3 separate regions of the Homo sapiens genome follow, and all the other regions are linked to region 1. The links are chromatin contacts, found by Hi-C or POLR2A ChIA-PET in ENCODE. All regions are on one chromosome and are shown on one strand. The core of a region is the stretch at or near the end of the contact, and the rest is flanking DNA. Distances in the headings are between cores, read along the strand shown.

Region 1 (3,896 bases), core at 951-3,450:
ATATAGTAATACAATACATAAGCTAATATGTATTTAGTACTTCATTGTAGGTATGATATGCTTTACATTGATTAGGTTATTTAATCTATACAACTCATGAATTGGTATTATTACTTTCCCATATTTATAATAAACTGGAAATCGAGGTCAGAGAACAAAGTAGATTGCCCAGAGGCACACGGCTACAAATGCAGGAGCCAGTATGTGAATATGTCTGCTTGATTCTAGAGTACAGGCTTTTTCAGCCTCCATACCAGTGTTTCTCATAGTAACATAGATCACTTATGATGCCTTGGTTAACTGTAGTTGGGACACGCATGCAGGATTAAAAACAATGACTCATATAGTGAGAAAGTGATTGCTATTCCGGCTCTATTTTTTCTATCCTTTGATGACATCATGATAAAAATACCATTTGAGTGCTGTATCTTTAATGTGTGTCTAATGCTTGGTAGCTTGCCCTTTTAACAAAGACAGTTGTCTTTAGACTTAGAGCCTTTAGTGGACAACAGTTTCTAGCCACAATTTAAAAACATTGTTTTGCATTCATTTTTCTTACAGTTACTTTCAACTTATAATAGGTGATGCTAGTTTTCCATTTATAGTACTTTTATAAAGTCTCCTTCTTAAAGAAATTAAAGAAAATATACATTTATTTAAAGAAAAAAGGACAGTGAGTAGTATACACAGATACAGTATGAAAAAGGTTGAAATTTGGGAATCCCTGCCTTCTAGAACAGGTTAATGTATCCAGTTGGGCCAATCTGGAACACCCTAAAGGGAAACTAGGGAAATGTAATTAAAATATGAATTTTGTTTTTTTTCAAAGAGGTACTTGGATGGTTAAAGTCAGAACTCCTATAGCAACACGTGTGAAGGCAGAGTAATATCAAGCAAGGAATGGTTTTTTGGTAAGAAACGTACTACAGGAGTGGGCTGGGATTCAGATTGGATTTCACAAAATGTCTGGCAAATTCTCATAAACCTAAATTTCTACAGTAAATTTTGGGTAATTTATTTCCATCAACAGCAAAAAAAAATTAGTCTCAGTTCACTGGCAAGAGAGTTCGCTGTTGTTAAGGGGACAGCACAAGAAGTGGGGCTCTTAATTCGCGGGGGAGGGGTGGCGATGAATATATCCTGGGCATCAGGCGACGGGTCGGGGGTGGGGAATAAGAGAAGACAGAGGGACTGTAATCAGATAAGCGGACACGTTTCAAGATGAATAAAGGGAATATGTGCGGAACGAAGAAACAGTTTTGTATCACTGACATAATTAACTAAACTGTTACCCAGGTTTAAATTAAGCAAGGTGTCCGGGGACTGCAGCTGTTGTATTTATTTTGGTTGCATGTGATGGGAGCTGTTACTTCCCGGCTTGACAAACAGCCTCAAGATGCAAGCTGGGAGGCTGTGGTCAGCCCAAGGCTATACAGAGGAAAGGCAGGCCTCCTCTGAACCCCGCCCCAGCAGAATAAGAAGCGAGGGGCAAGGGTCAGCGCGGAGAGGGAGGGTGGAAAGCGCCATATAGTGCCCAGGGTCAGGGTGGGTAAACAAGCCTTTCTTCGTGTCATTTTTTTTTTTTGTCTCACCGATATCTGCATTGTAACTGAACTTTATGCCAGGAGACCTTAACCTTGTTAATCAGGTTTCCAGTCGAATCAGGATCGATTTTAATGCCTCCATTTTGGTTGTTGCTGTTGGAATTTCCGAAAAAGCCTAACTGCGCCAGTCTTTCTGTTAGTTCTCCACACCCCCTTCCCTTTCCGAGACCCCGCCCTTTTCTCTCAGCCCAAACCACAAAAGGCCGCGCAGTTTTAGCTCCTACACGGTGCTCCGCCCCCTCCCCAAACGTCGCAGTACTGCAGGGAAAGGAGGTGGGCTCGGCTGGGGCGGGGGACTGAGTCGGCTTCGTCTTTCCGCTCTTCAGCCAATTGGTGAACTCCCCCTGAGGGAGATGGGGGAGCAGGCTGTAGAGAAGGTCCAAGTATTTTTCCCTTTTTCTGCCACGTCCCAACCATTGACGTGAGCCCACTCCTCAGGTTCTGATTGGGCGTATGCATTGTCCCCCAGCAGAGACCCTGTAAGCTGACTGGTCATCTCTGCTATGGGGGAGGGGCTTGCGTACTCTCCTCCTTCGCCTCCACCGCGGCGCAAGGGGCGGGACTCACCGCCACCGCCTCTGCTTCCGCCGCCGCCACCGCCGCCGCCGCCGCCACAGCCGCCAGCCGCTTCGCGTTCGGCGGGGGAGGAGTTGGAGGCGGAGAAGAAGGCGGTGGTGGCGGGTGGAGGTTCGAGCGCTGTTCTCGCTCCGGAGCCGCTGCACATTTCGGTGAGGGTTTTTTTTTTTTTTTTTCAGTCTGGCTTGTTCCGCTGTCGGGAGTGTGGGGGTCGGGGCGAGGAAATTGCTGCGTTCAGCTCCTCAGTTTCTCTGTCTCTAGCTTCGGAAGGAGCGGGGCTTGTCCCTGGCCTGCTGCGCCGGCCATGGTGGGTGGGGTTGATGGCTGTGGGAGGCCTTCTTCGCCTCCTGGGCCCTGTCCAGCCCGGACCCGGGCCGCGCTCCTATCCGGGACGGTCGCGCCCGCCGCCCCCCGACAGATGACATTGGTTGGTATCGGGGTCTTCGCTGCCGCTCTTTACTGCTGCCTCTTCTGCTGTCCTTGGTGACTTGGCCAAGGAGCCCGCTGGCTTTCCCCTACACTCGCCACTGTACAAGAGTTTGCCCCCCAACCAACACCTCACACCCACCTTCTGCGGTTTCCCGTCACCCCGCGTAGAGCGGAACCATCTTACGCCACAGGCCTGCAGCACCCCTCCCCCGAGGAGCCTTCTGTTGCCGTCGTTTTGCTGGGCGTCTGCATTTTCCCCGATTGTCAGTGAGGCTCGGCACGCAGACACCCCGCTCGAGCCGCAGCAGTCGCTCTACTCCCGGGATCAGCACCTTTCCGCCAGGGCTGCTCTCAGTTAGCGATGTCAGGCCAGAGCTCCTCTTGCAGATGCACCTTTAATTTGGCCTCCCTCAGATGACTGGTAATCATTTTGCGCACATTCAAAATGGTGAGGTTAAAGACGCTCAGACCAAGTTGAAGCAAAGGGGAGGTGGTAAATAGTCGTTTTGCAGGGAGGAGAGTAATCTGAGAGTTCCTTCTCCGGACATTAAAAAAAAAAAAATTTACATCCGCATAGGCGCTTCTTTTGAGTCTGCTGGTTCTGTGAAGTTTAAAATTTTCATTGCAGGCTTAATGTATTCTGTTTTATCATGAAATATTTGGTCACATTTCTTTAAAATGGCAGTCACCTTTGCTGAAGGCTACGGATCATTTGAAGTGTATGTGAATAAACCTGAGGATAACAGTAATAAACGTTTAAACTGTATTTTTCAGTGTTGTAATTGTCTTTTGGGGTTCATGTCATTTTTATATGAGATGACCACTTAATTTTAAAAATTCATTGCAGACATGCAAGTTTGATGTACACTTCAACAATATAAATAACGGACTGTTAGGTAAAATTTAAATATTTCTTTTCATCCCCCAGTCCCACTCCAGTGTAAAGTTGACAGTTTAGTGTTCATTTTTCAAAATCTTGCAAATGCACTTCTAGACACATACAAGTACACGTAAAGTTTTTTTTTTTGAGGGAGGCTATACCATATACCAAACATGTTTGCATACCGCTTGCTTATTGACTTAATTACATATGTTGGACATTTTTACTTTTTACATATAGGTCTCCCTAATACTTTTTAAAAGGCTAACTGGTATCTCGTGAGTTTGAATGGGCTATAATTTATTCTATTCCCTTTTTGAAAGACATTTAATTGCAGTTTCTTTTTGCTATTACAAATGATGATTTATAATGAAAATAACTTTCTAATTTATTGATCGATGTTTAAT
Region 2 (4,173 bases), core at 1,268-3,767, 2.3 Mb before region 1:
CCCTTCACCTAGAGGAGACTCAAGAATGTTTCTTGGATAGTTGGATGATAACCGTTTTCTGGAACACAACAGATAAATAAGCTATGAATCTGACCCAGTGTTCTTAATACTTAAAAATCTGTCACCTGAATGTCTATCATTACAATGAAGAAAAATTGGCCAAGAGAGGTGGCTTGTGCCTGTAATCCCAGCACTTTGGGAGGCCGTAGTGAGGATTGCCTGAATCCAGGAGTTTGAGACCGGGCAACATGGTAACATGGTAAGTCTCCATTTCTTAAAAAAAAAAAAAGAAAGAAAGAAAGAAAGAAAAATTAACACTTCTCTGTGAAAGAACATCTTAGGGAAGTTTTACATAAACGTTAAAGTCCCTGTGTATGTATGTGTTTATATGTATGTTTCCTTGTAGAAGCAGCTTTTGAACAAATATCACTGGGATAGATTTTTGGTAGTCTGATTTGATGGTGCGCCCTTGGGGTCCTTTCCCAGCCTGACCCTGAGGTGAATGCCAAAGATCTCAATGTTGAGGTGCCCTTGAGCAGCGTGTTGGGGTTCCAGACTTGCAGATCAGCCCCCAGGCGTCTCCCCTCTCCCACCACCCAGCCTATGCCTTACACCTTCCTTCCAGTACTTCCCTGGCTGGTAAACTGGCCTGAAAGGGTCAAGGGAATTTGTTGAGTTTTATATTTCTTCCCTTTGTTCCTAGCTATGGCTGCCAAATCATCTTATTTTTGCAGGAAAATTACTGTGATGTTTTAGATTAATTCAGAGAAGCTTTCAGTGGGCTCCTTAAACATCATACCCAGTGCAGTCTAACAGGCATTTGTTGTGGCAATGGCTTTGTAGTTTTAAAGGTGACCTATAGTCCCAGCAACAAGCATACAGAGAACTCAGTGCATTCTTTTAGAATTGTGAGTGTAAAGTATTGCTTTTTAAGGTTTGCTATTGCTGTACCCAGTATGTTAAATCTAAAACATCAGACATTCTGTAAACACGTTTAAAAATTGAGTTTTGTAAATTTGCCTTATTTTCTTTGTTACAATGGAAAACATTGCTTTCAGTGATTAGGGGAAAAAGTGGATGGCAAATTTAGAAGACACTATGATCCTTTATATCTTTTTTTCTTGGAAAGGCAATTTAATTAGGAAATAATCTTCTCCTGTGACATCTGAGAGTTACCATAAAATGATATCCTGCTTTATTGGCAACAGAACCAGTTTATTTGAGTTTGTTGCAAAATTTTGAGCTATTACATTACTATGAAAAGATAGATTTTAAATAAGAACGACGAGTTTACAAAAATCAGAAATGGCAAAGCACTTTATTTTTTAAAGCAATCCTCGATTTTAAAAAGTACAATTTCAGACGGGCAGGCAGTGGGGGAGCGTATAGGGAAGGAGAAGGAAGCACCAGGGGAGTATGTCTTGGGCCGATCACGCCAGGCCGCAGCTCTGGCTGGTTGTGCGCGTGTGACTGTGTGCACGTGTGTGTGTGCACGCGCAGCCACAGGACCTCTGGGCCCGGCCTTCAGGGGCGCTCCCCGCCCCGGGCTTCCCCGCGGAAGGGAGTGGGGCGCGCGTACCCAGCTGAGGGGCAGGGTCCGACCCGAGGCCGTGTGCAAATGCATCCTTCGCGGACTCTTTGTGTGTCTGAGCGCGGCTCCGCGCCGCCGCAGGCACCATTTTCTGCTTCGCTCAGGACAGGCACATAAAAGGAAGGCGGCTGCCGCCCGTCGCCGTCCTCTTTTCCTCAGATGCCCTCTGCTGCAGGTTTATTATTACAGTACGGGCCGCGCCGCCTCTCCCCACGGCCCTGGCGGGCCGCCGGGCTGTGCAGCACCCTGGCCGCCTTCACGCTTGGCGCGCCCCCAAACCGCCTCCTCCACCTCCTTATTTGTCTGAAAAGCAACCGCACGTCGAGGCGGAGAGGCTGGCCGGGGGCGGGGAGGAAGGCCGGGGATTTGCGCGCGCCGTGCTCCCGGGGCGGGGCCGGGGCGCAGAGCTGCGGGTCCGCTTTGTCTCCCCGGGGCGCCGCGCGGTGCAGTGGGGACGGCGCGGCGAGCGGGGCGCCCGGGGCGCGGGTGCGGGGTGTCGGGGCGCGCGCGCCTGTTGGCCGCTCGCCGACGGGGCCCAGAGCCGCCGATTCCTGCCGAGTAAGCAGTCTGGCTCCTAGGCGGCTGCACAGTGGCAGCAAGGCTGGGGCGCTGGCTCCGCGCCAGCTCCATCAGAATTAGCTCATTGTTCACTAGCACCCTAGCGGGAGAGAGAGGGAAAGGGAGAGAGAGAGACTCTTAGAGAAAGAGAGAGACACACACACTCTTGGAGAGAGAGCGCGAGGCAGGGAGATGATCTCCTCCTCCTTTTTCCAAGGCTGCACTTCTTGGAAGTGAAGCCGGTTTGGGTTTTGTTTCCCTTCCCCCTCCTCCCTCCTCTTCCTCCACCCCTTTCCCCTCCCCCTCCCTCCCCCAATCCCCCCTCCCCCCCCAATCTGTCTTTCTAGCATGTTGCCCTTTTTCAACCACATTTGTGTTTCAGGTGTAGAGAGGAGAGAGAGTGAACAGGGAGCGGGGCTTTTGTCTGTAAGTATATGCCATTCCTATCCCCGGCTGGGAGCGCTGGTTTCTCTTTTGTGTCGATTCCTTGCCGTTGCTCTTAGCTGGACCCTTCAACCCTGCAGAGTTCATGCTTCTTCCCTCTAAATTTTAAAGAGCTGAAGCGTGTACCTTGGAGAAATTCTGGCATTTTGGTTGTGCTGCATTCAGGCTGGAATTTAACTTGGGTTTTTTCTAAAATGCACAAGTTCGGAGGGAGAAATGAATTCTTTTGGGAAGGGGTGGGGTTTTGTGCTTGTTGGTGTGGTTAATTTTGTTCTTCTTGCTCCTAAAGCCTTGTTAGAAACTGTTGTGTTTCTTTGCATTAAATGCACTTTGGTGCATGCAAGCTTTTCCTCCCTTTTTATAAAATGAATTTGTGTCCCTCCGCCCTTACACTTGATTACTCTTTCAATGCTGCTGCTTCCGAGGGTCTTCTTAGGCATTCGATCTTGCAGCACTTTTTTCTGCATTTTCTTATAAAGCAGTTGAACTTTGGCGGGGAGGGCCTTAAAAATAAATGACTGTTTTTTTCTTGGTGATTATAATAATCTGATGTGCATTTATGTGTATCTATAATAACATTATAGGAAAACTCTAAGAGCGAATGATACCCTTTTTGAGAACTTTTAGTTTCTCCATTCATCTTAATTTTTGTCATAACTGTGTTAACAAAAGAGCGGTCTTCTGATAATATAAAGGTTGAGGGTAAATCACTGCAGCAGTATGTACATTAATGTTTATTTGGTTTAGGGAGAAGGACAGAATGGTGTATATTCCTGACTCCCCCCACCCCCCCCGCCGTGTAGGGTTTTTTTTTTTTTTTTAAACACGGAAGGTTATGTAATGCAGTGCCATTTCCAAAAATATCCACTCTGAGGCATTACACTACACGGTGGAAGGCTGATTCCTATTCTGTCGTCTTGATTGCAAATATACTGCCAGTAGTATGTCTGGGAACAAAGAGCAGCCAGAAAACAATCTATTTTTATCACTTGGTTCTACTTTTAAGTTGCTAAACCTTTTGAACTCATGCAATTTAAAGATGAACCAAACACTAAGAATAGCCCAGGACTCTGCAAAGCCAAGTACCAGGGATTCCTTTGTCCCTTAGTTAAGCCTATAGGCCACTTGGAAAGCTCTTTCAGAAATCCCAGTAGTTAACAATAATTTGCATGTAACTTATCTTAACCACAGAAAATGGTTATTCGTCTGTAACCTCTAAAGAGGCATTTTTCGTTTGCTGACCTGTGGTGAGGCGATGTGTCTACTGTATTTAAACATATTTTGCAGGTTGGTCTCCCTGGACTGAAGAGAGGGAGAATAGAAGCCCAAGACTAAGATTCTCAAAATGGTAAGACTTGGTCATCAGAGGAGATTCTCAGTACTTCTTACCAGTCTGTTACATATAAATATCAACCACCCATCTTCATCCGCCTCAACCCTTCATTGTTCTACACCCCATCTGACCTTTAAAAGGTTCTATCTCCAGTTCCTGGGAGCGTTGCAGTACAGCAATTTATGTGAATTGGATGTGGCAAATTAGTTCTTTGACTTGCAATTATTTTGAATAGAAAACTAAAATT
Region 3 (2,500 bases), core at 1-2,500, 2.8 Mb before region 1:
CTTCAGGTCACCTTTATGCTCCCAGATGGTATTCAGCTAGCAGCAGTCTACACTTCAGGCATCCATCTTCCACCTGAACAAAAATTAGAACTGGCTAAGAGAAACCATACACTTAAGGCTAGCAGGGTCAAGATCACGCGTGGAAACGTAAAAGCAGCAACTGTTACTTATGCAGCTCCTACACCAAAGGTATCAAATTTAAGGGCAGGAAAAGGCTGCAAAGCGTTTAATTTACGCCTTTTTTGACACCACATTCACTAGTTTCCAAAGTGAATGGGCAACACAAAGGCTGACACTGCGTGAGGTAGGCTTTATGGCATAAGGTTGCTGACTGGCTGACAGTAATGCCGATTACAGCCTAAAAACGGACAATACATTTCAGAGAAATTTTCTCACGATTTAAAATCCGACTTAATAATGAAAAGTGAAATGCGATGCGTTTTAAATGGCGACTGGTCTTGCACGAACGTGAAAACTCACCTGTAGGGTAGGTGATCACTCCCGACGAGCACCGCACGTGGAAACAGCTGTAACCAGGCACGCTGCTTTTAAGTTATTTTATACGGGGGCAGGGCAAGCATAAAGTCAGTTATACGGTAAGGCCTTTTCACTGACGAAAATAAAACCAGGCTTATCTGGAGAACTCCCTGGCATAGTCGATGATGTAAACACAAATCGACGAAGCTCCCCGTTTCCAAACGTGGGAACGCAGGCCTGAGGCCAGGCCGCTGCCCTTGTTCACGGCCCCGGACACTTCGGACACAGGCCGCCGCAGTCGACTCACCAGACTCAGGGTGGCCGCGTTCCCCCGCCCGGCGCCCCTGCGTGAGAGACCACGCGGCCACAGCCAGGCGCCATCCCAGAGGACCCAGAGCAAAAACCACAGCAAGCTCGCACCAAAAGGAAGAAAGGACAGGCTTCCGTCCCACAATGCTTTTCTACAAGTGGAAGGACCCACTGTCCGAGAGCGCGAGGGGGGAGCGGGCTGTACCATCGGCCGCTGCGCTATGGCGAGACGCCGCCGTGTGGCCGGAGGGAGAAGTGCCAGTGAGGGACCGAGGGGCGTGTCACCAAAGGGAGGAGGAGCCTGGGTTCTCAGCCCGAGTCACCTCTGCGGATGTGTGGCCAGTTCTTTCCACAGAGGAGGTATCCAGACATCCCCCCACCCGACCAGGGTCAAGAGCATATGATCAGTGCTGGCAGCGGCAGGAGCCCAAAGGACTTTAGACCACGTATTTTGGGACCCGACAGAATTCATGAGTCCAGCTGAGGAAGAGTAGAGTCATTCATTCGAAAGATATTTAGTCAGCACTTACTATGCTCCAGGCCCTGGCCTGAGTGCCTGGGAATCAGGTGTGGGTGAGCCAGGCAAGGTTTCTGTGGTACATTCTGCTTGGGTGAGTAGGCCACTGACCAAGTGAGCCCGGATGCTGAAATTCTACAATGTAAGTGCCAGGAGGGCAGCAAAAGAGGGTCATGCCATAGGGTAGCGCTGTCCGATGGAAACAGTGTGAGCCATGAGTGTAATTTTAAATTTTCCAATTGCCACATAAAATGTGAAAAGAACGCCGGGCGCGGTGGCTCATGCCTGTAATCCCAGCACTTTGGCAGGCTGAGGCAGGTGATCACCTGAAGTCAGGAGTTCAAGACCAGCCTGGCCAACATGGCAAAACCCCGTCTCTACTAAAAATACAAAAATTACTTGGGCTTGGTGGCGGGCGTCTATAATCCCAGCTACTTGGGAGGCTGAGGCAGGAGAAATGGCTTGAACCCGGGCGGGGTGGGGGTGGAGGTTGCGGTGAGCCGAGATCATGCCACTTGACTCCAGCCTGGACAAAAGGGCGAAACTCCGTCTCAAAAAAAAAAAAAAAAAAGTAAAAAGAAACAGATCAAATTAATTTTAATAATAACCCAACATATTTTAAATATTTCAACAGGCAATCAATATGAGATTATTAATAAGATATTTCTTTTATATCTACTAAGTCATAAAAATCCGGTGTATATTTTATACTTCCAGCACATTTCCGTTCAGACTAGACACATTTCAAGTGTTCAGTAGCTCATGGGGCTAGGAATAGGAAGACTGGAAGTGAACTCCGAGCAGATGTGTGAAGGCGGTTATGCAAGATCTGGAGACAGCAGGCCTTGGCCAGTGTGGCTGGAGTCGAGTAAGGAGTGTAGAGTGACAAGATGCAGCTGGAGAGCCAGGCAGGAGCAAGGCACTTAGGGTCTTGTCACACAGGGCAAGGTGTTGGGATTTTATGCTGAAATCTTAGAGTTGATTAATTATCACCACAAAAATTAAGCAGAGTTTGTTAATTGGCTTTTTTCCTGATAACCATAACTCCTTGAAGGGACAGGACAAGTGGCAGCAAGACAAGTTGTATGATAACAACTAGGTCTCCATGTTTCTCTAAGTCCTAGCAGAGATTCATCCAGAGACCAGTTTTAGCACCTTTCGTTGTTTCTTTGAAGCCTACTTCTATAAAAGAAAGAA

The links. Hi-C counts contacts between places; a loop is a spot of excess contacts on that map. ChIA-PET counts read pairs that join two places held with the same protein, here RNA polymerase II (POLR2A). Pooled maps may share reads with other maps.
Region 2: a loop to region 1 is called in a map of gastrocnemius medialis, with 14 times the contacts of the local background. The contact joins the promoter of NREP here to the promoter of PJA2 in region 1. A Hi-C loop is called at or near these places in 2 of 168 maps with a recorded cell type or tissue (gastrocnemius medialis and naive thymus-derived CD4-positive, alpha-beta T cell), 1 of 37 single-sample maps with no recorded cell type and 12 of 50 pooled maps. POLR2A ChIA-PET finds 5 or more read pairs at or near these places in 1 of 52 experiments (activated naive CD8-positive, alpha-beta T cell).
Region 3: a map of CD8-positive, alpha-beta T cell shows a loop between it and region 1 (8-fold over the local background). The contact joins the promoter of EPB41L4A-AS1 here to the promoter of PJA2 in region 1. A Hi-C loop is called at or near these places in 2 of 168 maps with a recorded cell type or tissue (CD4-positive, alpha-beta T cell and CD8-positive, alpha-beta T cell) and 14 of 50 pooled maps. POLR2A ChIA-PET finds 5 or more read pairs at or near these places in 2 of 52 experiments (CD4-positive, alpha-beta T cell and activated B cell).

The regions. Positions count from the first base shown.
Region 1 is chr5:109,408,278-109,412,173 of GRCh38, reverse strand. It overlaps PJA2 (praja ring finger ubiquitin ligase 2), which reads left to right and starts at 2,200. Exons shown (of 10, transcript NM_014819.5): 1 at 2,200-2,332. RefSeq lists enhancers at 1,566-1,745, 2,856-2,975, 3,016-3,115 and a silencer at 2,256-2,335.
Region 2 is chr5:111,755,538-111,759,710 of GRCh38, reverse strand. It overlaps NREP (neuronal regeneration related protein), which reads left to right and starts at 2,517. Exons shown (of 4, transcript NM_004772.4): 1 at 2,517-2,575; 2 at 3,881-3,941. The coding sequence starts at 3,939. RefSeq lists silencers at 1,387-1,746, 1,767-2,166 and an enhancer at 2,760-3,317.
Region 3 is chr5:112,159,276-112,161,775 of GRCh38, reverse strand. EPB41L4A-AS1 (EPB41L4A antisense RNA 1) reads right to left here and starts at 1,250. Exons shown (of 3, transcript NR_015370.2): 1 at 481-1,250; 2 at 1-73. It overlaps SNORA13 (small nucleolar RNA, H/ACA box 13), which reads right to left and starts at 291; the gene lies at 159-291. It also overlaps a transcript of EPB41L4A not described here. RefSeq lists enhancers at 446-495, 606-655, 676-775, 551-1,283, 1,156-1,365 and 1 more.